Linked DNA regions of Homo sapiens: regions 1 and 2 are each linked to region 3. A link is a loop called in an ENCODE intact Hi-C map of the cell type or tissue named here. Cell type or tissue: gastrocnemius medialis. All regions are shown on one strand.

Region 1 (8,000 bases), 100 kb after region 3:
TGGCTGGGGCTACTGCTTATACCTGCGGTCACCCAGCCGGCCCGGTGAGTGCTGAGGTTGGAAATTGCTGCCGCTCCCCGTCTGTTTCACCCAGGCTGTCCCTTTGAGGTCTCCAGCGGGGCTGGACCAGGCAGGAGACTCTTCACAGGGTGGGAAAGTGGGGCTTTCAGCAGAGCGCCCTCCCGCAGGTACCCAGTTATCCAGGGCCTGGAACCCTGCACCCTGCACCCTGCAGACGGGCGTCTCCGCGACTCAGCACAGGTGCAGGCTCTCATTCTTGAGCTCCTCCAACCCAGGAGCCTCCTCCATGCCTGCGCTGCCACCTCCCCACCCCACCCCACCCCACTGACTGACAGACAGTTTTGGAGGCCGCCCCCTGCCCTCCATCCACCCATCTGTACCTCCAGTTGGTCAGAGCCCTGTGCTGATTTCACGCTGTGTTTGGATCCCAGGAGAGGCACGGAGGAGGCAGGCGGCAGCCAGACACCCTGTGCCACCCATTCATCACCTCAGCCCCCGGCCCTGCCCAGCCCAGCACCTGGGTCCTTCCCAGGCGGCTCCAGTCACCTGCTCAGCCCGGGGGTGGAGGGGAGCAAAGAGGTTCACAGGCCCTGCCTCGGGGTGGCACTGGCCACTGCACACCAAGCCCAGCCCCAGGGAGGCTGCGCGGCATGCAGTGACTCCAACCCCTGCAGAATGGCTCTGAGAAAAGATGGCTGCAGCACAGCAGGGGCCGGGCACGGGCGGGGGCGGCCTTGAGAGGTGTCAAGTCTGGAAGGAGCATTTGCAGGTTTTCTGTACGCCAGGCACAGAGCCGCATATTTCACCTGGGCTGTCTCCTTCGCTCCTGGCTCTCTGGCTGGGAACGTAGTCGCTGTCCTGTTTCACAGGGGAGGGAGGCAAGGTTCAGAGTGGACGAGGGGCTGCTCCAAGGCAGTTTGCTGGCTCCCGTCTGGCTGGGCTGGACTTTTGTGTCTCCAAAAAATGTACAAAAATTAGCCAGGCATGGTGCTGCATGGCTAGAGTCCCAGCTACTCAGGAGGCTGAGGTGGGAGGATTGCTTGAGCCCAGGAGGTGGAGGCTGCAGTGAGCTATGACTGCGCCACTTCACTCCAGCTGGGGCAACAGAAAGAGACTCTATCTCCAAAAAAAAAAAGTAGCTCCCTTACAAATCCTTTCTCCTTGTCTTTGGATTTCTGTGTTTGCCTTGGTGTCTGCATGAGGCTATGTCTGCTATTAGGGAAATTCACCAGGACAGCTGCTGGGAATGTAGGATAAAGTGCCAGCTTCTTTCTCAGATAAGTAGTGAGGCAGCGTAAGCTTCCACAGTGCTTAAGCAGCGCTGTCTTCTGAACTGGCTGGCTGTGCAGCTCCTGTCCTGCCTGAAACCACAGGGGTGGGAGTTGGAACACAGCGAGCTGTCTCTGTTTAAAAACATTCCAGAGTTGAAGTCCAGATTGGCCTCAGATAACCCACAGTGGGGCTGCAAATCATTGACAGTTGGTTACAAAAATAAACAATCAGAGGCTATGACATTTCTAGACTGGCACGGTGGCTGACGCCTGTAATCCTAGCACTTTGGGAGGCCAAGGTAGGCGGATCACCTGAGGTCAGGAGTTGGAGACCAGCCTGACCAACATGGTGAAACCCCGTCTCTACTAAAAATGTAAAAAATTAGCCGGGCGTGGTGGGCGCCTGTAGTCCCAGCTACTCAGGAGGCTGAGGCAGGAGAATTGCTTAAACCCGGGAGGTGGAGCTTGCAGTGAGCCGAGATCGTGCCACTGCACTCCAGCCTGGGTGACAGAGCGAGACTCCATCTCAAAAAAAAAAAAAAAAAAAAGAATGTGACATTTCTAAAATGCTGAGGACGTATTAAAATGGTGTTGATGCTAATAAATACATAAATAATTAAATACAGACGACTTACCTAGTGGTTTGCAGGGCGGATGCAAAGAGAGAATTTTACAAAGCAGCCCCTTCCTCCGGAAGGCAGGGCAGGGTTCCCTCCTTCCCAGGCTGGGAGCCCTCTGCTTGGGAAACGCCGGCTCTTCAGGGTGCGGGAGCTACCACACCTGGGGAGACTGGGCCCAGGGGACTCTCCCCCTCCTTTCTTTAAAACTTCTTGGTTTTCTCTCCCTCCTGACGGCTTCAGGATGACATGACTGACTCCCTGCGAGATTACACCAACCTGCCTGAGGCTGCCCCTTTGCTCACCATCCTGGACATGTCAGCCCGGGCCAAGTACGTGATGGACGTGGAGGAGATCACCCCCGCCATCGTGGAGGCCTTTGTGAATGACTTCCTAGCAGAGAAGCTCAAACCGGAGCCCATCTAGCGTGGCTCCGGCCTCCTGAGACGTTATTTAAAACTCAGCCTTCTCCTCCTCCCCCTCCTTCCTTCCGCCCTTGGACTTACCCAGCGTGCCCCGAATCCCACCACCCAAGTGTCCAGCCTCTCTGTGGTGCCTTGTTTCTGCAGTAAACTCCTCAGCCAGCACCCTGGGGTGTGGAATCAGCAGCGGCAGAGTCCACCGTGTTTGGAGACTCTGTTTGGGAGCACGGGATGGCCGGGGGCCCGGCCAGAGCGGGGCTGCATGGCTTTCGCAAAGTCACTAGCTTTTGGTGAAGGATCTGCCAGGGTGTCCTGGGCAGAGTGAGCGTGGAGGGCCGGTGGGTCCCGCTCGGGCTCTGACTCTGACGTCGGCACACACGGCCCCGGACGGCCAGAGGGGAACCGCCGGGTGACACCTGCGTGGAGGCTGAGCTGAGAAAGGGCCTCCGCTTAGAGCTGCGGGTGAGGACGTCCTTTTCTAAGCAACACAGTCTTCCTCGGTCTGAGAGAAAAGCAGCCCACTCTTGTGTTCTCAGGCAGGGGATCTCCAAATGCAAAAGGAAGCTTGTAGAGGTTTTTTGGGTGAGAAGAAAAATGTAGCTAAGGTAATGGTTCATATCATACAAACAGCTCCCACGATCCTGAAATTCTGTTAACGAATCCTTCTCTTTGGACATCTTCCCAAGAAACTTAGCCCTGAGTCCTAGGAGGAGCACCTCTGCACCAGCACGGACCTCTCGCTCCACCCAGCTCTGTGCCCAAGGCCCCTGATCTCTGCTGAGGTGCCCACACCCACGTTCGATCACCCCTGCCATTCCCTTTTATTTTCTTTTTTTTGAGATGGAGTCTTGCTCTGTCGCCCAGGCTGGAGTGCAGTGGCACCATCTTGGCTCACTTCAACCTCCGCCCCCAAGGTTCAAGTGATTCTCCTGCCTCAGCCTCCCGAGTAGCTGGGATTACAGGCACCCGCCACCGTACCTGGCTAATTTTTGTATTTTTAGTAGAGATGGGGTTTCACCATGTTGGCCAGGCTGGTCTCGAACTCCTGACCTCAGGTGATCCACCCGCCTCGGCCTCCCAAAGTGCTGGGATTACAGGCGTGAGCCGCCGTGCCCGGCCCCCTTTTCTTTTCAAAGCAGAACTACAAAGATGAGAAATTACCAGAAGCCTCGCCTTTTCCTAAGCACCAGCGGAAGGAGCTGTGCCCCGGGATGGAGTGAGGGTGGAGGGCGCGTCAGCCACGGGTGGGCCTTGTGTCGCCTTGTATCGGCCCAGGTAGGTTGTTGGCCTCTTACTTGGGCTGACCTGACCCCCGAAAGAGAAACAGACAACTCTGTTCTCAGGATTGGGGATGGACGGCTTCGGCCAAGCGTTTTAGCCTCATTCACTCAGGCCCCACTCAGCACTCTGCCAGCCAAGACCATTGATTTGGAAAATCCGGTCCCCACCCGCTAATGAGCTGTTGACACTGTTGTTCCTTGCTGAATTGGATTGTTGACTTGTAGTTCAGAGGCGTACAACTAGTTGGCGATTAGACTTGTTATGTGATGTTACCAGCCTGAAATGCGATCACCCCGTAGGAAATAAAGCAGGCATCTCTGGACCTCATCCACCCTGGGCCTCTGCTGTCCTTGATCACAAAAGTTGTTTTTGCTTGTGGTCCTGTGCTCTATCGGGGTGGGCAGTGGAGGATACCTGGTAGCTGGGAGCTGAGTCCCAGGAGTTTTGAGACCCCCAGGATGTAGCATCTGTCACATCCTCTTGGCTTCCGGCAGCCAGGAAGCTCATTTGGATGACCGTGGCAGAGGCAGATCCCTCCTGCAGCCCTGGCCACCGTCTCTCCTGGTTTGACTTGGCCCTGGACGGAGGGTGAATCCTCAGATCGCGTACCTTGCTGTGGACATTCTTGCCCATTTCCTCCCTCCAGGGGAGCCGAGTCCTCTGAAGCCTGAGAAAGCTGGTTGGGAGAACAGGAGGAATCACGCACGGGTCTCCTTGTGAAGAATGGGCCAAGTGTGGGAGCCTCTTAAACCCAGCAGGTCCCAGGCTCAAGGCTTCTCTGGGAACGCTGCCAGAGTCTCCCTTAGGGGTCGGGGTGGGTGGGATGAATGTGGCCGACCTGAATGTGGGAGGTGGCAGGATTTCTCTCCATGTATCATGATGGCCTCGGAGGAAAGGTGGGTTCTCTTAGCAGCTGCTTACCTTTGGGGCAGGAGGAACAAAGTCCAGCGAGGGGGTTGCCCTAAGTCATTGCAACTGGATTCTTGACACCAGAATTCCCCTTTTAGAGTGGGTCTGTAGCTTCCTTAAGACCCGTGGGGAAGGTTTACTCCAAAGGTTCAGGTTTATACAGTGACTGCTTTGCGGGAAACCGTTAGGGAAGAATCACTTCTGAGTGTCAGGGATCGATAGTGAGAGGTCGTAAAGGCCACAGATGCAGGCGAAGTGGGTGGCATGATAATCCCCGCCAAGCAGCTCCACCTTCAGATTCTTGTTGCTAATTGGAAGCAGGTTCAGCACCAGCTGTGGCATATTCAAGGGCTTCCTCCGGCAGCCAGGAAAACCAGGCCCTGCAGGTGGAGGCTGGGGGCGGCTGTGAAAACGCCACTCTGTGGTTCCCAGATTTGTGTTTACCACAGTGACTTCCAGATCCCATCCATTCATCCTCACAACAGCGATGAGGGTTTTTTTTTTTTTTTTTTTTTGAGACAGAGTCTCGCTCTGTCGCCCCGGCTAGAGTGCAGTGGCACGATCCCAGCTCACAGGTTCAAGCCATTCTCCTGCCTCAGTCTCCCAAGTAGCTGAGATTACAAGCGACACCACCGCGCCTGACTAATTTTTGTATTTTTAGTAGAGACGGGGTTTCGCCATGTTGGCCAGGCTGGTCTCGAACTCCTGACCTCAGGTGATCTGCCTGCCTTGGCCTCCCACAGTGCTGGGATTCCAGGCGTGCGCCGGCACAGCCAGCCTGTTGTTGTTGTTTTTTTTAACCTGTCTTCCCAACATTAAAAGCCTGTTGAAGAAAAAGGGTATGTTTTCCACATTGAATTCCTAATTGGGAAAAAAAATACTAAAAAAAGAGAAAAGGGTATGTTTGGGACCAGCACATACAGCAGATGAAAACCAGCTTCTTTTCCAGAGCGAGGTGACTTCCTGCTCTTGCTTTTCGCCCCTTGGTACGTCCTTGAAATCAATGGCCATCACTTACCAGAACGCAGGGAGCGAGTGCTGTGTTGGCATCGGCCAAGCTTCAAATAGTAATTTTCAGCCAGACTTTGTTTTTTCCTGTTGCCTAATTAAAGACACTGAAAAGCTGTTCTCCCCTCCTGCTGCCTTGTTCTAGGACAGCAAACTGAATTCAGGAACAATACAGACGGAGCCGGATGTGGCCCAGGAGCAGATGCGCGGGACCTAACACGGTGTTGCCCCGTGCAGCTTAGGGAGGAAATGCAATGTATGAGAGGACACACGTCTGGGAACCCTGCACACTGGGAAGCGTAGTACCAGCAGGGCCCTGAGCGAGGGCACACGCTGTTGACGGTGCCGTTGCCCTGGGCAGGCCCATGTGTTGTGCGCGCTGTGGGTGGCTGTGCACACAGGCCCGCAGGTTCAGGAGTAGCACTGAGCAGGGGGCTGTGAGCTCAAAGGATCTTTCCAGTTTGCCCCGAAGCAGCTGAATGAGAGAAGTGGGCACTTGGCTACACCCCTCACTGCTGCCGCCAGCAGACGAGGGCACACGCCCTGCTTCCTCCAGGCTGCGGCTGCGCAAGGGAAAATTCTTTGGGAACAAATAGCTGTTGACCAGTAGCTTCATTAGTGCTGGGAATATAACATGAGGGCGTTCTAGGTACACCTCGTATGTGAGCGCATGAAGACAGGTAAGTATGCCTACTGCCATTTTTCAAGGCGTGTGTCTCACCCCCTTGGTGCTTTGGGACACTTCCCAAGCCCGAGAATGTGTCAGGAGGTTTGGGTGGAACTGTTGGGTTTCTGTTAAACGATACACAACTCGTGAAAGACTCTGTCCCCAGGTCTGTAGGCCAGTGTGCAATCCAGAGGCAGAGACGGCCTCCAGTCCGGATTCCGGGTGCTTATGCCTCACTCACATGAGGAAGTCACCCACAGGTGCTAGAATGACGACACAGTAGGAGACGTGATCTCAGGGCCAAAAAATCCATCTCTCGAATGTCAGAGGACATGGAGGTCCTACTTGGCAGGCTTGCAGTGAGTACGCCCCGCCCTCGGCATCTCAGAGGAGCAGGGAAGGGAGGCTGAGGCCGGAGCTTGCTGCAGCCGTCGGCTCCTCCCTCCCCAGCCTTGTTCCCTGTTCCCTTCCTGCATTTCTTTTTTTTTTTTTTAAAGACAAGAGTTTCACTTTTGTCACCCAGGCTGGAGTGCAGTGGCACGATCTGACTCACTGCAACCTCCGCCTCCCACATTCAAGCAAGTCTCCTGTCTCAGCCTCCCAAGTAGCTGGGACTACAGGCACACGCCACCACGCCGGGCTAATGTTTGTATTTTTAGTAGAGACAGGGTGTCGCCATGTTTGCCAGGCTGATCTCAAACTCCTGACCTCGTGATCCGCCCGCCTTGGCCTCCCAAAGTGCTGGGATTACAGGCGTGAGCCACCGCACGCGGCCCCCTTCGTGCCTTTTGAGGAAGCAGCAGCCTTGGTCATGGCCCATAAGAACTCAGACTTCAACTGAAAAAAGTGGCTCTTCCCTACACAACAGTCCAGGAAGCTGGATATTGGGAGTGTGGTGAGACGAGAACTGACCCATCCATAAGCTATTCTGGATTCTCTGTCACTCTCAGCCGTGGAGCATCAAGCAGGCTTCCTGAAGCTTCGGGAGGACCTGGCTTCAGCTGCTGTCTCAGCTGCTCGAATGTAACATGGTTCCGTAGTTGAGACTTCAGTCATCCTGAGCAATAAACCAGCTCATCCACTAACTTGGCTCCTAGCTTATTACATGTGTGCACTCCCTGCACTGATGAAAACAGGAAACATGGCGGGCGCAGGGGCTCACGCCTGGCATCCCAGCACTTTCGAGGCTGAAGCAGGAGGATAGCTTGAGGCCGGGAGTTCAAGACTAGCCTAGGCAACGTGGCAAAACCCCATCTAAAAAAAAAAAAAGAAAACAGAGGAAACACAATCATGGAATTTTTAAGGTGGCAACATGTTTTCTTAAAAACAGGTGAGCCTGTCAGCTCTGCTCCTGAGGGAGAGGTAGCTTGGTCAAGAGGGCAGCCCCAGGCCCTGCAGTACAGCTGGTGATTTTCAGCCCAGAGCCCTGGAACCTTGGATGGGGAGTGTGTGTGAGGGCTGTGCGTGGTAGAATGGCAAAAGTGGGGCTAAGTGTGGCCCAGCGTGGCTGGTGCGGACATCTGGGGTTGCTGTCAACCCCGGGGCAAGCAGCGGAAGGTCCCAGGTGAACGGCAGGTCCCCAGAGGTCTGTTTCTCCTCTGGACCTTAATGACCAGGCTCCCAGCCAGGAGCCAGCGGCTGGGGCGAGGGGAGAGTGATTTCAACGCTCTCTGCCCCGAAGCAGGAACCGAAGGGCCAGCCGGTGGGCACCCAGCGTGAGCTCCAGGCACATCTGGACACCTATGCTTTGCCCAGAGTTGCTTTTCTCAGAGGCTGCAGTCACAGGGAAAAGTTGTGACGGTCT
Region 2 (8,000 bases), 56 kb before region 3:
TGGCTAATTTTTGTGTTCTTGGTAGAAACGAGGTTTCACCATGTTGGTCAGGAAGGTCTTGAACTCCTGACCTCAGGTGATCCACCCGCCTCCACCTGGCAAAGTGTTGGGATTACAGGTGTGAGCCACTGCACCCAGCTAATGTTCCTTATTTTCTTCTTTATGAGGCCACTGAGAAAATTTATAATTCATTTGGTTGCAGGTTCATGTAAGCAAGTTGCTTAAGAAAAGTCAAAGGGTTGCTATGGGAATGTTAATTAAATAAATAGATAGTAGAAATTATGAAAGGCAAACTTTTCAAAGATTCAGTGAGCCCTAAGGGAGGACTTGATTTAAGAAGGGAAGGGGAATTAATGTCAGTTTAGAAGTGAGAATATGATCTGAATTAGTCATAAATGCAGATGAAATGTACATCCTGTAGGTTAGGACAAAACTGTTAAGATGCTTACCTCATTTTACCTTGCCCTCCTGAAGAGATTCCTTACAGCTGTATATCCTAGTGAGACCCTGGAAATCCTCTGAATGTTAACAATCATGGAAGGGTTAAGTAAATTACAATACTTACTGTCTTGTTGAACAGCTATTTCTTTTTCTTTTTTTTTTTTCTTGAGACGGAGTCTCACTCTGTCGCCCAGGCTGGAGTGCAATGGCATGATCTCGGCTCACTGCAACCTCTGCCTCCCGGGTTCAAGCGATTCTCCCGCCTCAGCCTCCCAAGTGGCAGGCACGCGCCACCACACCCGGCTAATTTTTGTATTTTTAGCAGAGAAGGGCTTTTGTCGTGTTGGCCAGGCTGGTCAGGAACTTCTGACCTCAGGTGATCCGCCTGCCTCAGCCTCCCAAAGTGCTGGGATTACAGGCATGAGCCACTGTGCCCAGCCTGAATAGCTATTAAAAATCGAGTTAATTGGCCAGGCACGGTGGCTCACGGCTGTAATCCCAGCACTTTGGGAGGCCGAGGCAGGCAGATCACGAGGTCAGGAGATCGAGACTATCCTGGCGAACACGGTGAAACCCCGTCTCTACTAAAAATAGAAAAAATTAGCCGGGCGTGGTGGCGGGTGCCTGTAGTCCCAGCTACTCAGGAGCTGAGGCAGGAGAATCACTTGAACCTGGGAGGCGGAGCTTGCAGTGAGCCGAGATTGCGCCACTGCACTCCAGCCTGGGTGGCAGAGCGAGACACCATCTCAAAAAAAAAAAAAAATCGAGTTAATTGGCCAGGCGTGGTGGCTCACACCTGTAATCCCAGTGCTTTGGGAGGCCAAGGTGAGAGGATCACTCGAGCCCAGGAGTTTGAGGCCAGCCTGGGCAATATAGCAAGACCTTGTTTCTGCTAAAAATAAAATGATTAGCCAGGCATGGTGGTGTGTGCCTGTAGTTCAGCTACTCAGGATGCTGAGGTGGAAGCATCGCTTGAGCCCAGGGACTTGTGTCCAGCCTGGACAACATGGGGAGATCCTGTCTCTCCAAAAACTTAAAAAATTGGCCCTGCATGTTGGTGCACACCTGTAGTCCCAGCTATTCAGGAGGCTGAGGCAGGAGGATCACTTGAGCCTGGGAGGTTGAGGCTGCAGTGAGCCGTGATCCTGCCACTGCACCCCAGCCTGAGTGACAGAAGGAGACCCTGTCACAAAAAAAAGGGTTGGCGGTTAAAAGTTTTTGCTGGAATATAGAGCTGTAGACCTATACTTCACATACTGCATTCAGAAAAGCGAGATCCCAAATTATACATGATACCATGATTATAGATGGCACTGTATTAAACAGATACATAAAAAGGAAGATTGAAGTAAATACCCCCATTGCTTACTGTTGTGTTAGGTGGTGGCCTCCGTGGGTGGTGGGTTTCTGATTCCCACATGTTCCAAATGTAATCACTTGATTATTCCATTTTTTTTTTAAAGATGGAGTCTCGCTCTGTCTCCCAGGCTGGAGTGCAGTGGTGCAATCTCGGCTGACCGCAACCTCTGCCCCCCGGGTTCAAGCGATTCTCCTGCCTCAGTGTCCCGAGTAGCTGTGATTACAGGCACCTGCCACCATGCCCAGCTAATTTTGTATTTTTAGTAGAGACAGGGTTTCATTGTGTTGGCCCGGCTGGTCTGGAACTCCTGACCTCAAGTAATCCACCCGCCTCAGCCTCCCAAAGTGCTGGGATTACAGGCATGAGCCACCACACCCAGCCCTGTTTTTTTTTTTTTTATACAGAGTCTCGCTCTTGTTCCCCAGGCTGGAGTGTGGTGGCGCGATCTAAGATCACTGCAACCTTCACCTCCCGGGTTTAAATGATTCTCCTGCCTCAACCTCTGGAGTAGCTGGGATCACAGGCGCCTGCCACCACACCTAACTAATTTTTGTATTTTAGTAGAAAGGGGTTCACCATGTTGGCCAGGCTGGTCTTGAACTCCTGACCTCAAGTAATCTGCCCGCCTCAGCCTCCGAAAGTGCTGGGATTACAGGTGTGAGCCACTGCGCCTGGCCTATTTCACCTTTTTTTTTTTTCTCACTTCTGAAGTCCTTTATTGGGCCGGTGAGGCTGGGAGCTTCCCTGGGAGTGGGGTCCCAGTCTGGAGTCCTCAGGCCAGTGGCGCCCTGCCCGTTCTCCCGCTCTGGCCGGGGCAGGCAGCCTCTGCGCGACTCCACGTACTCCCAGCCCTCCTTGGAGTGTCGCGGGCCTGGGAGGGGCCTACAGAGCTGTGATGATACCTGCATTCCAGGAGTCATGGAGGGGAAAGGAAGGCTTTGGAGGGGCTGGGAGCTGGGGTATCTGCAGGCCTGTCTGCTGACACACGTACTGGCTGAACTGGTACGTGGCGGGGAACCACCTCTCCAGCCTTCCGTAGGGGCGCTCGGCTCTTGTTGCTGGGCCCCAGCAGCTCCTGGCCATACATCAGGTCGACGCGCCTCCAGCCACACCGCCCGTGATGAGGAACCTCATCAGTGACCACACCGCGGCCACCATGGTCCCTCGGCTCCGCGCACATCCGCATGATTCTTTCTTGCAAGATGAAAGAACTCGTATCGTGTGTGTGTGTGTGTATGTGTGTGTGTGTGTTTCTTTTTTAAAGACAAGTCTCAGGCTGTCACCCAGGCTGGAGCACAGTAGTGTGATCATGACTCACTGCAGCCCTGACCTCCTGGGCTCAAGCGATCCTCCCACCTCAGCCCCCTGAGAAGCTGAGACTACAGGAGCTCACCACCTCCCCAGCTAATTTTTATTTTATTTTATTTTTTGAGAGGGAGTCTCGCTCTGTCGCCTGTGCTGGAGTTCAGTGGCACAATCTGGGCTCACTTCTACCTCCGCCTCGGTGATTCTCCTGCCTCAGCCTCCTGAGTAGCTGGGACTACAGGCGCACGCCACCACGCCTGGCTAATTTTTGTATTTTTAGTACAGATGGGGTTTCACCATGTTGGCCAGGCTGGTCTCGAACTCCTGACCTCGTGATCCACCCGCTTCGGCCTCCCAAAGTGCTGGGATGATAGGAGTGAGCTAATTTTTAAGATTAATTTTTGTAGAGTTGGAGTCCTGCTATGTTGCCCGGGCTGGTTTTGAACGCCTGGCCTCAAGCGATCCTCCTGTTTCAGCCTTCCCAGGCACTGGGATGACAGGTGCGAGCCACCGCGCCCTGCTGCTTCCAGTTTTTGAAGGCTTTGCTTTAGCGTAGGGTTAGCCCCAGTCAGCACGTTAGCATTTTCGGAAGATGAGTAACCTTGCTCACCGTCATGTCTTGTTGGGCAGAGGCACCGGGGAAGGGACAAGCTGGCAGCCACCTCCTGCAAGAAAAGCCTTCTGGAAAGAAGAATGTGCAAGTGACCTTTTCAAACGAGGGGGAGGGTAGTCCAGTGGATTAAGACAGAGAGATATTCCAGATATAAATAGCCGTGTGGGAAGGAAGGGGAAAGTTGAGACGGAGAGGGTTCATTTGATCCTGCCGAGGCGCCTAAGTATAGGATGGAGCGAGAGGATGCATGTTTGGAACCTGATGAGTGATGGGGGCTGCCCGTGCTCCGTGGAAACATTTTCACGTTCTGTGAGGAAAACAGAGGTTCCCTTGGCAGAGCCCCAGGAACATACATTCTGGGCGATGCTGACGTGGAGGTGTGATTTCTGTGTGAAGACTGAGAAGCTGACTGCGGGGGTCTGTTTGCAAGGTGAGAGCTGCCTCTCTCGGGTCTGGGCTTGGACTGAGAAAGAGAGTCTGGGTTCCAGACATGCCACAGGACAGGAAACAGGTGCTTTTTGTACCAAGGAGGTTTGACCTCCTTGACGGGATAGGAGACAGGTGCTTTTGACCAAGGAGGCCACACTCAAACCAAAGAACCTTCTGCTGGGCCGGGTTGCAGAAATGCTTTTTTTTTTTTTTGAGATGGAGTCTTGCTCTGTCGCCCAGGCTGGAGTGCAGTGGCTTGATCTTGGCTCACTGCAACCTACACCTCCCGTGTTCAAGCAGTTCTCCTGCCTCAGCCTCCCGAGTAGCTGGGACTACAGGCGTGCACCACCACGCTCAGGTAATTTTTGTATTTTTAGTAGAGACGGTGTTTCGCCATCTTGGCCAGGCTGGTCTTGAACTCCTGACCTCATGATCCACCCGCTTTGGCCTCCCAAAGTGCTGGGATGGCCGAAGTGAGCCCCTGCGCCCGGCCCAGAAATGCATTTTCTATCAGCTTCCTTAGAGTGCAGAGAAGATCCCGGGGGGTTCCTGGCTTCTGTGTGTGAAGTAGAGGAAGTTCCTCTAGGTGTTTTCCACACGGCGTAGTGTTGGGGGAGGGGGGTGGTGACAGGGATGAGGACGCTCTCAAGCCAGATGTTTTCATCGTATGTGCTCATATTACACAAATCACCTTTGCACGTTGTTGCCTTGTCTCAGCTCCGCCAGGCCCCTGCTGGTCACATGTTTTCTGAGCATCTCACTGGCCTCAGGCAGTGTCAGGATGCAGAGAAATAAATGACTCAGTCCCAGCTTTCAAAGGCGTTTATAATTAAGCTGGGGAGATAAGGCATGAAATATATATACCTATAAATTTAGAGTTTTTTCTGGGTGATGACCATGGTATTGGTTCTAAAAGGGCTGGAGTTGCCCGCAGGAGCTCTGAGAACGGAGGGGCCAGCCTCTCTCCTGGATGACCTGGTTCTGATCCATCTTTCCCGCTCTCCAGCTTTGAGATCTTGGGCAAGTTACTTTAACCCCACTTCCTCATCTGTAAAGTGGGAACGATAGCAGCGTCCACCTTGTCAGGTTGCGGTGGAGGTTTAAGACGATGACTGATATAAAAAGCTCTTGGCCAGGCGCGGTGGCTCACGCCTGTAATCCCAGCACTTTGGGAGGCTGAGGTGGACGGATCACCTGAGGTCTGGAGATCGAGACCATCCTGGCTAACACGGTGAAACCCCATTGCTACTAAAAATACAAAAAATTAGCCGGACGTGGTGGCGGGCGCCTGTAGTCCCAGCTACTTGGGAGGCTGAGGCAGGAGAATGGCGGGAACCCGGGAGGTGGAGGTTGCAGTGAGCTGAGGTTGTGCCGTTGCACTCCAGCCTGGGTGACAAGAGAGAATCTCTGTCTCAAAATAAATAAATAAAAATAAAAAGCCCTGAACATAGTGCTGGGCACAGAGGAAAAGGCCAGAAGACGGTGACCACTGTTCTGTTCCACGAGACCCGATGGTTTCCTGAGGGCAGAGAAACTGTCTTTCCTCCTTGTGTCCTTCTTACTTAACACGTTCGACACCTCTTATTAGTAAATACTTGGCACCGTGTTTATTGAAAGAAAGAATGAATGGTTTGGATGGAGAGTTGAAGGCTTGGCGGGATTCCGGTGGGAAGAGGTTTGGAATTCCAAGCAGAAAGGTGAGTCTCAGTGTTTATTGGTGCTGTCATCATAATTAAATGCCCTTATTTCAAAATATTGAACAATGCAGTCACTGAATGATACCCTGGAAAGGACAGGGGGATTATGTGGCCACAGTCTTCTTTGACAGGCAGGGAAACTGAGGCTCAGGGAGGAGGCGGTCAGATGGCAGACCAGCCTCCAGATTCTCAGCCTCTGTATGGCTGGGCCAGTCATATTTCTCTCTCTCTCTCTTTTTTTTTTTTGAGATGGAGTCTCGCTCTGTCGCCCAGGCTGGAGTGCAGTGGCACAATCTCGGCTCACTGCAAGCTCCGCCTCCCGGGTTCACGCCATTCTCCTGCCTCAGCCTCCCGAGTTGCTGGGACTACAGGCGCCCGCCACCACGCCCGGCTAATTTTTTTTGTATTTTTTTTTAGTAGAGACAGGGTTTCACCGTGTTAGCCAGGATGGTCTCAATCTCCTGACCTTGTGATCCGCCCGCCTCGGCCTCCCGAGGTGCTGGGATTACAGGCGTGAGCCACCGCGTCCGGCCTCCCGAGGTGCTGGGATTACAGGCGTGAGCCACCGCGTCTGGCTGGGCCAGTCATATTTCTTGGCAGTTTTCCTGGTAGCCTTTAAAAGAAGTCCAACCAGTGTCTGTCAGACTTTGCCAAGTTTTGCTCTTAGAGAAGAGATGAGGCCAGGCACAGTGTCTCATGCCTGTAATCCCAGCACTTCGGGAGGCCGAGGCGGGTGGATCACCTGAGGTCAGGAGTTCGAGACCAGCCTGGCCAAGATGGTGAAACCCCATCTCTACTAAAAAAAATAAAAAATTAGCAGGGTGTGGTGGCGCATGCCTGTAATCCCAGCTACTCGGGAGGCTGAGGCAGGAGAATCGCTTGAACCCGGGAGGCGGAGGTTGCAGTGAGCTGAGAACATAGCACTGCACTCCAGCCTGGGTGACAGAGCGAGACTCTGTCTCAGGAAAAAAAAAAAAAAAAAAAAGAAAGAGATGAGCATGCTGGAAAAGAGGGAAATACCACAGGCCCATCTTTCCCGTGTGAGTTTACATATCCCAGCCTCTAGAAAAGACCACTCTCCCCGTCGCGGGGGCTCATTCCTGACAGCAGAGTTGTTTTCCTGTGGAAGGGCTGGGGTCAGGCCCGGGACGCGGGGCAGACCTCCTATGTGGAAAGCCTCGAGTGGCTGTAACCCAGGGCTGAAAAAACAAACATGTTACCTCACTGGACAACAGCTCAGAGCTCTTAAGAGGGGGAATACCAGCGCTGAAATATGTGCAATGTAAAGAAAGGAATTTACAGAAGGTCAGGTGCTTCAATCTGGGAGTCTAGGCCGATGCGGCCCCTAACTGGTAGAGAGCCATTCCATTCCATCCAGATGGCTTGGCAGCCACAGTACTTTTTCCTGTTGGGCCATCAGGGAAGGAGAGGAGGCTCGTGATCCTGGGGCCCGTCCGGGCAGTTAGCCCCCTTCCCGAGTGGTGTTGAGGGACAGCTGCGACCTGAGCACCTGGCACTCGGCCCTGGGGCCTGGGGTCGTGGGAATCAGCCCTGTTGCTCTGAGGAAGTCACTGGAACCTGAGCAGGGAGGTCGAATATGCCTGAGTAGGAGAAAAACAAAAAGTTGGTGCAGGACAGCCCCGGACACGTGCTTGCCCTGAGCCTGGAGAATTTGGAAGGGAGGCTGCCGGGTCAGACCTGCCACTTGACTCGAGAGAGAATTTAGGTATCCCAAAACTTAGGAGCGGGAAGCGTTTCTTTTTTTTGGAGATGGAGTCTTGCTCTGTCACCAAGGCTGGAGTGCAATGGTGCGATCTCGGCTCACTGCAACCTCCACCTTCAAGATTCAAGGGATTCTCCTGCTTCAGCCTCTTGAGTAGCTGGGACTACAGACGTGCACCACCACACCTGGCTAAGTTTTTTTGTATTTTTAGTAGAGATGGAAGTTCACCATGTTGGCCAGGCTGGTCTCGAACTCCTGACCTCAGGTGATCCGCCCACCTCGGCCTCCCAAAGTGCTTGGATGACAGGCATGAGCCACGGCGCCTGGCCAGGAGTGAGAATCGTGTCTAATGCCAGTTATTCAAGAATCATCTTGGTGTGCTTTCAAGTACTTTGTGAAACCCAGCATAGGTCTCCTTGGAGTTGAGAGTTG
Region 3 (8,000 bases):
AACTTTAAAAAACATGGTATTTATTTATTTATTAATTCCAGGCCAGTCATTCAAAAATACACAGTTTAGAAGTAAGTAGAACCCTGGACACTTCTTAACTATATGGTGCCACTTCCCAGAGCTGTGTGGTCCAGGGGCCGCCACTAGCTTCTCATGGCTGCGAAGCAGGTACCTGAGAATGAGGCAAGTCTACATCGAGATGCACTGAAGGTATAAAGTGCACCAGGCCCCTGAGACCCAGATACGATGAAAGGAATGTAATATGTCCTATTACTATTCGTTTATATTGATTACATTTCAACATGATCATGTTTCAGATGTATTGGGTTAAAATATATTAAGATTAACTTCACCTGTACCTTTTTACCTTTTTCTTTTTTTTTTTTTTGAGACAAGGTCTCACTCTGTAGTTCAGGCTGGAGTACAATGGCACGATTGTGGCTCACTGCGACCTCTGCCTCCTGGGCTCAAGCGATCCTCCCACCCCAACCTCCTGAGTAGCTGGGACCACAGGCACATGCCACCATGCCCAGCTAATTTTTAAATTTTTTGTAGAGATAGGGTCTCGCTTTGTTGCCCAGGCTGATCTCAAACTCCTGGGCTCAAGCAGTCCTCCCGCCTCAGCCTGTCAAAGTGCTGGGATTACAAGTGTGAGCCACCATGCCATGCCCAACCCTTTTTACCTTTCACTGTTAAGAAATTTAAGATGATACATGTGGCTTACATTATATTTCTATTGAACGGCACTGGCCTAGAACTATTTTCTGTGGTTTGCAATAGCATGATTTCTGTCTTGTATCGGTAACATGTCTCATATTTTACTACGTTCTAGCCTGTAAGAGCACCCCTCCATTTTGGGGCAGCAGGTTGCTTTAAACTTCCCTTTCTGTTTTGAAGACTGCTTTAAGAAACTTATACATTCTTTATTTCACTTTTTTTATTTTTAACCGACAGGATCTCGTTCTGTCACCTGGACTGGAGTGTGGTGGTGCATTCTTAGCTCACTGCAGCCTCTTAGCTCCTGGGCTCCAGGGATTTTCCCACCTCCTGAATAGCTGAAACTATGTGTGTGCATTACCATGCCCGGCATCTATATATATATATATATATTTACATTTACAGACAGGGTCTTGCTGTGTCGCCCAGCTGGTCTCGAACTCTTGGGCTCAAGCAGTCTGCCTGCTTCGGCATTCTAAAATACTGGGATTACAGGTATGAGCCACCACACCTGGCCTATTTTAGAATTTTAATATAATTCCAGTGATTTTAATGACATAGCCTTCCAGGTAAGTCTTGATTCATTGGCAGAGTGTATGTTTGGGGACTGTGTGTTAGATCCGTAGTTGTGGGTGTAGGAGTGTGAATGTGGCACACACGCTTGTGTGTGAAGAGGAGCAGAAGACGGGAAACAGACCTTGCAGGGGGCTTTGCCAAACCCTTCATGTCATACAGACTCTGCTTCTCTAAGGGTGAGGAGTAAAGATGTGTATTCTTCCCTTACCTGTAAAAAATACTGCCAAGGGCCGGGCATGGTGGCTCACGCCTGTCATCCCAGCACTTTGGGAGGCCGAGGTGGGCAGATCACCTGAGGTCAGGAGATCGAGACCAGCCTGGCCAAGATGGTGAAACCCCATCTCCACTAAAAATACAAAAATTAGCTGGATGTGATTGCATGCGCCTGTAATCCCAGCTACTCAGGAGACTGAGGCAGGAGAATCGCTTGAACCCGGGAGGCAGAGGTTGCAGTGAGCCGAGATGGCACCATTGCACCCCAGCCCGGGTGACAGAGTGAGGCTGTGTCTCAAAAACAAACAAGTAAACGAAAAAATACTGCCATGTGGGTGAGTTCCTGTTACTGATGGGAATGTGTTGGGTCAAAGTGGAGGGGAAAAATGCTGAAAATCACCACATCAGAGAGAGAGACTTTACAGCCCTCGGAAAAGAGGCCACTGGGAAAGGCTCTTGTTTTATAAGCTTTTTCCGACGTGTGCGTCCTTTCCTTTTGTCCTTCGTGGCCACGGGGCACCATAAAACTGGGGCCAGTCTGTCGGATGGAAGCCGGACGGCGTCCGACGTCCGGGCAGCCCGCAGGTCCCGCTCTCCGCAGCAAGGCCCGCTTACAACCTGGGAGTTTTGGAAGTCCGCTCGGCCAGCCCTTCCCCAGGCTTTGCTGGGGCTGCAGAAGAACTCTTAGGGCAGTCGACGCGGTGAGGCATGTACGGACAGAGTTTGGCCTTATTCAGTCTAATTATGAAAATTCTTGGCAGGAATTCTACATGAATCACCTCCAAAAAAATTTACGTTAAAGTTAATGCTACAAGTCTGACTTCAGCCCACAAAACTCAGAAAACTAGGTTCTGCGTCTACAAATGCAGCCTTAACTCCTCCTTGTCCACAGACTAGTGACTTTTACCACAAACAAGGGAGCGTGAATTTTGTTAGGAATCTGCCCGTGGGGGGTGAGGTTGGCTTCGGAGGGGGCCGCCCCAGTGGGGATTTGGTCTACCCTGAATGAAGGCAGGCGTCAGGCCCTTTGGCTGCGGTCATAATACGTTGTATGACTTCCGGCAGCTCCTTAGCCTCTCTGAACCTCAGTGTTCTATCTGGAAAATGGGGATAATAATACCTCAAAGGGTTGTCGTGGGTACTAAGTGAGCCCATATGTATAGAACTTGTAGCAGAGGCTGGGTGTCCTGGCTCACGCCTGGAATCCCAGCACTTTGGGAGGCTGAGGCAGGAGGATCACTTGAGCCCAGGAGTTTGAGACCAGCCTGTGCAACAAGGCAAAACACCGTCTTTACAAAAAATTTTAAAGTTAGCTGGGTGTGGTAGCGCACGCCTGTAGTCCCAGCTACTCAGGAGGTGGAGGTGGGAGAATCTGCTTGAGCCTGGGAGGCAGAGGTTGCAGTGAGCTGTGATCATACCACTGCACTCCAGCCTGGGTGACAGAGCGAGACCCTGTCTCAAAAAAAAAAGCATAGATCAAAAAACAGAGACTGGGCATGGTGGCGGGCGCCTGTAATCCCAGCTACTTGGGAGGCTGAGGCAGGAGAATCGTTTGAACACTGGAAGAGGAGGTTGCAGTGAGCCAAGATGGCACCACTGCACTCCAGCCTGGGTGACCGAGTGAGACTCTGTCTCAAAACAAAAACAAAAAAACAAAAAAACTTGTAGCAGAATTGAAGAGGTGAGCACGTCATAACTGTTAGCTGCTTTTATTATTGTTGTTATTATAGTTATACATTGTGTTCAATATTGTGGGTACCAGGGTGGTCGATGAAATGATGGGAGGGGAGGCTGGGTGCGGTGGCTCAGCCTGTAATTCCAGCTCTTTGGGAGGCCGAGGTGGGCGGATCACCTGAGTTCGGGAGTTCGAGACCAACCTGACCAACATGGAGAAAGCCCATCTCTACTAAAAATATAAAAAATTAGCCAGACGTGATGGTGCATCCCAGCTACCTGGGAAGCTGAGGCAGGAGAATCGCTTGAACCCGGGAGGCGGAGGTTATAGTGAGCTGAGATCGCGCCATTGCACTCCAGCCTGGGTGATGAGCGAAAGTCAGTCTTAAAAAAAAAAAAAAAGAATGATGGGCAGAGGCCATTGTGTTGTGTTAAAATAGTGTGAGTACCAGGGTGGTGGATGGAATGATGGGAGGGGCTGATGATGGGAGGGGCTGATGATGGGAGGGGCTGTCGTGGTGCTTGTTCTGTGTGACTCTTACCTTTTTTCCTCACGTCTCCTTCGTAAACAGGTTTGGAGGGAAGAAAGTAAGTCCTAGAAAGCCAGTGGCATTGCCACTGAGTGACAGTTGCCTTTAAAAAGCTTTCTCTGCTCACCTTTTGGGGGAGGGGACAGGGCAGGACGGCCCAGTGAGGCAGCATCTTTTCTTGTGTCGCCTTTTTCTCTCCACTGCCTTCTCCCTAGTAAATCTGTTTCTGCCTCGATGTAGATGTCCCGAGGACCTTCACCGTGATTTTCAGGTTCAGAAGGACATTCTCGTGCCTTCGACTTGAAGTATCAACCTCACGGATCCTCGTGGATCTCACGGGAAGTTAAAAAGCTTTTTCTGTTACCGGAACGGTTTCTGAGAACGCCAGAGCGAGCGTTGGCTTATGTCTGGAACGGACGGCGGACGTGGGTCCGTCGTGCGAGTGGGAGCAGTGAATAATGAAACTGGCGAGAGATGCCCTGACAGCAGCAACACTGTTCCCTGGTATCAGGTTCAGTCCTGACTCACTAGCTGGGACAAACACCCGAGGGTATTTTTGGGAGATGAGCCTGGAGGGCTGGAACCCTGGACCGTGTGGCTGTCCAGCTCACAGGCAGATGGCTCTGCATGAGACCATGTTTAAACAGCAAGCTGAGGCCGGGTGCGGTGGCTCACACCTGCAATCCCAGCACTTTGGGAGGCTGAGGCAGGTGGATCACCTGAGGTCAGGAGTTTGAGACCAGCCTGGCCATCATGGCGAAACCCCGTCTCTACTGAAAATACAAAAATTAGCTGGGCATGATGGTGGGTGCCTGTAATCCCAACTACTCAGGAGGCTGAGGCAGGAGAATGACTTAAACCCAGTAGGCAGAGGTTGCAGTGAGCTGAGATTGCGCCACTGCACTGCGGCTTGGGCGACAGAGCGATATCCCATCTCCAAAAAACAGAACAAAACAAAAAAACAAACAGCAAGCTGAAGGAGAGACTTTCAGGCTGAGTGTTTATGGGACAAAATGCCATCGATTTAGATTTAGATTTAGTTAATGTGCTTTGTTTGAATTCATTGCCCTGGTTTTCACGGGGGAGGTGTCCTGGTGTCCTTGAATCCCATGACTGTTGTTGGAGGTAGATCCCGTGCTTTTCATTTTAGTAACGAGGAAGCAGAGGTCAGGGCAGCTGAAGCATTTGAGTCACTTGGGATCTGGCAGAGCCGGGAGTTGGACCAGGTCTGCTGTTTCCCAGGCCAGAGTTCTTCCCCGGAATAAACTGCGGAGAGGAAAGGAGCTAGCGTTGATTAAGTGTCTGCCTTTGTGCCAGATACTGTTATTCCATTTCATGTAGAGATCATCTCCCCCCACAGATCCCTGCATGTTGCAGAGGGTGACGTTGAGGCTCAGAGGGGTTTTGGATACAAATGAGAATGCAGATCTATCTGGCCGGACGCCGTGGCTCATGCCTGTAATCCCATCACTTTGGGAGGCCGAGGCGGGCAGATCAAGTGAGGTCAGGAGATCGAGACCATCCTGGCCAACATGGTGAAACCCCATCTCTACTAAAAATACAAAAATTAGCCAGGCGTGGTGGTGGATGCCTGCAATCCCAGCTACTCGGGAGGCTGAGGCACGAGAATCACTTGAACCCGGGAGGTGGAGGTTGCAATGAACCAAGATCGTGCCATTGCACTCTAGGCTGGGCAAAAAGAGCTTAAACTCCATCCAAAAAAAAAAAAAAAAAAAAAAAAGAATGCAGATCTATCTTTTCATAAAGTCCACACTTTTCTCTCAAAACTCCCCTGCCTCCCAGAAGATGCTTCCAGCCCTGCAGATTGGGTCATTTATAACGTCTCTGCAGAATAATCCTGAGCTTTTAAATATTAGAAAACTTTCCATGAAGAGAAAAAAAGGTACTTTTTTTTTGGCCGTCTTCTCTGTAGACGTTAGCTTTTGAGTGGTTTTTGGCTTTCTAATAAAGTGCTAAAGTTTAGGGCCAGTCCCAGTGGTAAGAATTTGAAAAACTAGTATCATTCATGTTTCTTCTCCTTGAACGGGCAGATTCATTTTGCTTGTAAATAAACTCACCACCCTCCCTTCCCACCCTGGGAGGATCCTGATGCCATGGTTTGCCAGCAGCCTCCTGGGAGGAAAGAGATTTCCTCCTGATGTTTGTACCTTCCTCGTGCCTCTCTGTTCCTGCAAGAGGTGGGAATCTGGTGGGGAAGAGAGTGGGCTCTGAAGCCAGATGGTCAGCTCTGGGTTCCTGGCATTGTGGCCTTGGGCAGCTCACCATTTCCAGGCCTCCATTTCTCCATCTATAAAATGCTGTCTCTCTTCATGAGCTTTTTGGCTATATCTTCAGAAAGTTTGTGTTTTTTTTTCCTTTTTTTGTTTTGAGACGGAGTTTCGGTCTTGTTGCCCAGGCTGGAGTGCAATGGCGCAATCTTGGCTCACCACAACCTCTGCCCCCCCGGGTTCAAGCGATTCTCCTGCCTCAGCCTCCTAAGTAGCTGGGATTTCAGGCATGCGCCACCACACCCCGCTAATTTTGTATTTTTAGTAGAGACAGGGTTTCTCCATGTTGGTCAGGTTGGTCTCAAACTCCTGACCTCAGGAGATCCGCCTGCCTCGGCCTCCCAACGTGCTGGGATTACGGGCATGAGCCACCACGCCCGGCCCTCAGAAAAGTTTTAGTGTTAAACTCTATAGCTTGAGGATATCATTTACTTTAACAAAAGCCCTTTGATTTCCTTTGTGAAAATAATTAATTTAGAGACAGGGTCTCACTCTGTCACTCAGGCTGGGGTGCAACGACATGATCATAGCTCACTGCAGCCTCGAACTCCTGGGCTCAGGCTATCCTCCTGCCTCATCCTCCCTAGTAGCTGGGACTACAGGCGTGCACCACCGCCCCCAGCTTGTAAAATTTATCAACTGGGCAAGACCCTCCCTGCAGGAAGCTTTTTTTACTGTCTCCCAGGAAAAGAAACCCTGTACCTAAATCTCCGTAACAGAGAGGAGAGAAAGGAGGAAAGTGCGGAATCCGTGGTTTTGTTTTTTAAGGCTCAGCGCTAATTCCTGACGATATAATCATGAGTGAATCAGTCTTTGCCCTCAAGGAGCTAAATCTCCTTGCGGGAAAGAGAAGCAAGCTGTATCTTCTTTGCAGCTCTCAGTAATACCTGCCATTTTCTTGTTTATTGTTGTTTATTGATCGTCCTCCCTCACGAGAATATGAGCTCAGGAGAGCGGGCATCCAGGTGTCTCTCTCAGGGTCTTATTTTTTGTACCCAGCACGTCAATATTTGTTGAATTAATGGATGGATAGATGGAGTATTAAGCAAAGTAAGGAGACAGTTATAGTACTATTAATATAAAAGGTGCTGTAAGAAAAGCATGCACAGGCCGGGGTGCGGTGGCTCACGCCTGTAATCCCAGCACTTTGGGAGGCCGAGGCGGGTGGATCACCTGAGGTCAGGAGTTCAAGACGAGCCTGACCAACATGGTGAAACCGCGTCTCTACTAAAAATACAAAAATTAGCTGTGCATGGTGGTGGGTGCCTGTAATCCCAGCTACTCGGGAGGCTGAGGCAGGAGAATCACTTGAACCCGGGAGGCAGAGGTTGCAGTGAGCCAAGATCGTGCCACTGCACTCCAGCCTGGGCGACAGAGCAAGGCTCTGTCTCAAAAAAAAAGAAAAAAAAAAAAAGCATGCACAGAGGCAGAATCCCAGCCCTGTCCTTCCTTCTTTGCAGGGAGGGGATAGGAAGAAATGACTTTCAGAGTAGTTTTTTTGTTTTGTTTTTGTTTTTTTGAGACAGTCTGTTTTGTCACCCAGGCTGGAGTGCAGTGGTGCCCTCATGGCTCACTGCAGCCTCGACCTCCCAGTTTCAAGCAGTCCTCCCACCTCAGCTTGGAACTATAGGTGTGCACTACCGTCCTGGCTAATTTTTGTATTTTTTGTAAAGATGAAATTTCTCCATCTTACCCAGCCTGGTCTTGAACTCCTGGCCTGAAGTGGTCCTCCCACCTTAGCCTCCCAAAGTGCTGGGATTACAGGTGTGAGACATTGCGCCTGGCCTCAGAGTAGTTTCTCAGAGGAGATGGCGTCCGGACGAGTTCCTGACGGCAGAGTAAGAGTTAGTAGGTAAAGAAGATCAAAGCTGTTCCAGGCAGGGTGCTGGGATTACAGGGGTGAGACATTACACCTGGCCTCAGAGTAGTTTCTCAGAGGAGGTGGCGTCCGGACGAGCTCCAGATGGCAGAGTGGGAATTAGTAGGTAAAGATGGGATCAAA

Evidence for each region. Hi-C counts contacts between places; a loop is a spot of excess contacts. Peaks named below come from ENCODE experiments on the same cell type or tissue, not always from the same donor. Only the 100,000 strongest peaks of a DNase experiment are listed, where the experiment ranks them.
Region 1: it touches region 3 in a loop (4-fold over the local background); 2 of 110 quality-filtered maps call a loop at or near these places.
Region 2: a loop joins it to region 3, with 6 times the contacts of the local background. A loop is called at or near these places in 5 of 110 quality-filtered maps.

Annotation. Positions count from the first base shown.
Region 1 is chr17:795,284-803,283 of GRCh38, reverse strand. NXN (nucleoredoxin) reads left to right here. Exons shown (of 8, transcript NM_022463.5): 8 at 2,153-3,974. The coding sequence ends at 2,335. Among named protein-coding and RNA genes, the nearest start is that of MRM3, 17 kb to the right of the region's middle. In gastrocnemius medialis, no CTCF peak of the experiment used is centred here; a DNase peak (open chromatin) is centred at 1,463; H3K4me3 peaks cover 468 bases; H3K27ac peaks cover 6,582 bases.
Region 2 is chr17:953,993-961,992 of GRCh38, reverse strand. All of the region lies in intron 1 of NXN (nucleoredoxin), which reads left to right. Among named protein-coding and RNA genes, the nearest start is that of NXN, 22 kb to the left of the region's middle. RefSeq lists a silencer at 6,032-6,260 and an enhancer at 6,351-6,851. In gastrocnemius medialis, no CTCF peak of the experiment used is centred here; DNase peaks (open chromatin) are centred at 3,032, 3,732 and 4,872; H3K27ac peaks cover 6,751 bases.
Region 3 is chr17:898,365-906,364 of GRCh38, reverse strand. All of the region lies in intron 1 of NXN (nucleoredoxin), which reads left to right. Among named protein-coding and RNA genes, the nearest start is that of NXN, 77 kb to the left of the region's middle. RefSeq lists enhancers at 6,199-6,700, 7,204-7,844, 7,845-8,000. In gastrocnemius medialis, no CTCF peak of the experiment used is centred here; DNase peaks (open chromatin) are centred at 3,673, 4,284 and 4,914; H3K4me3 peaks cover 508 bases; H3K27ac peaks cover 5,257 bases.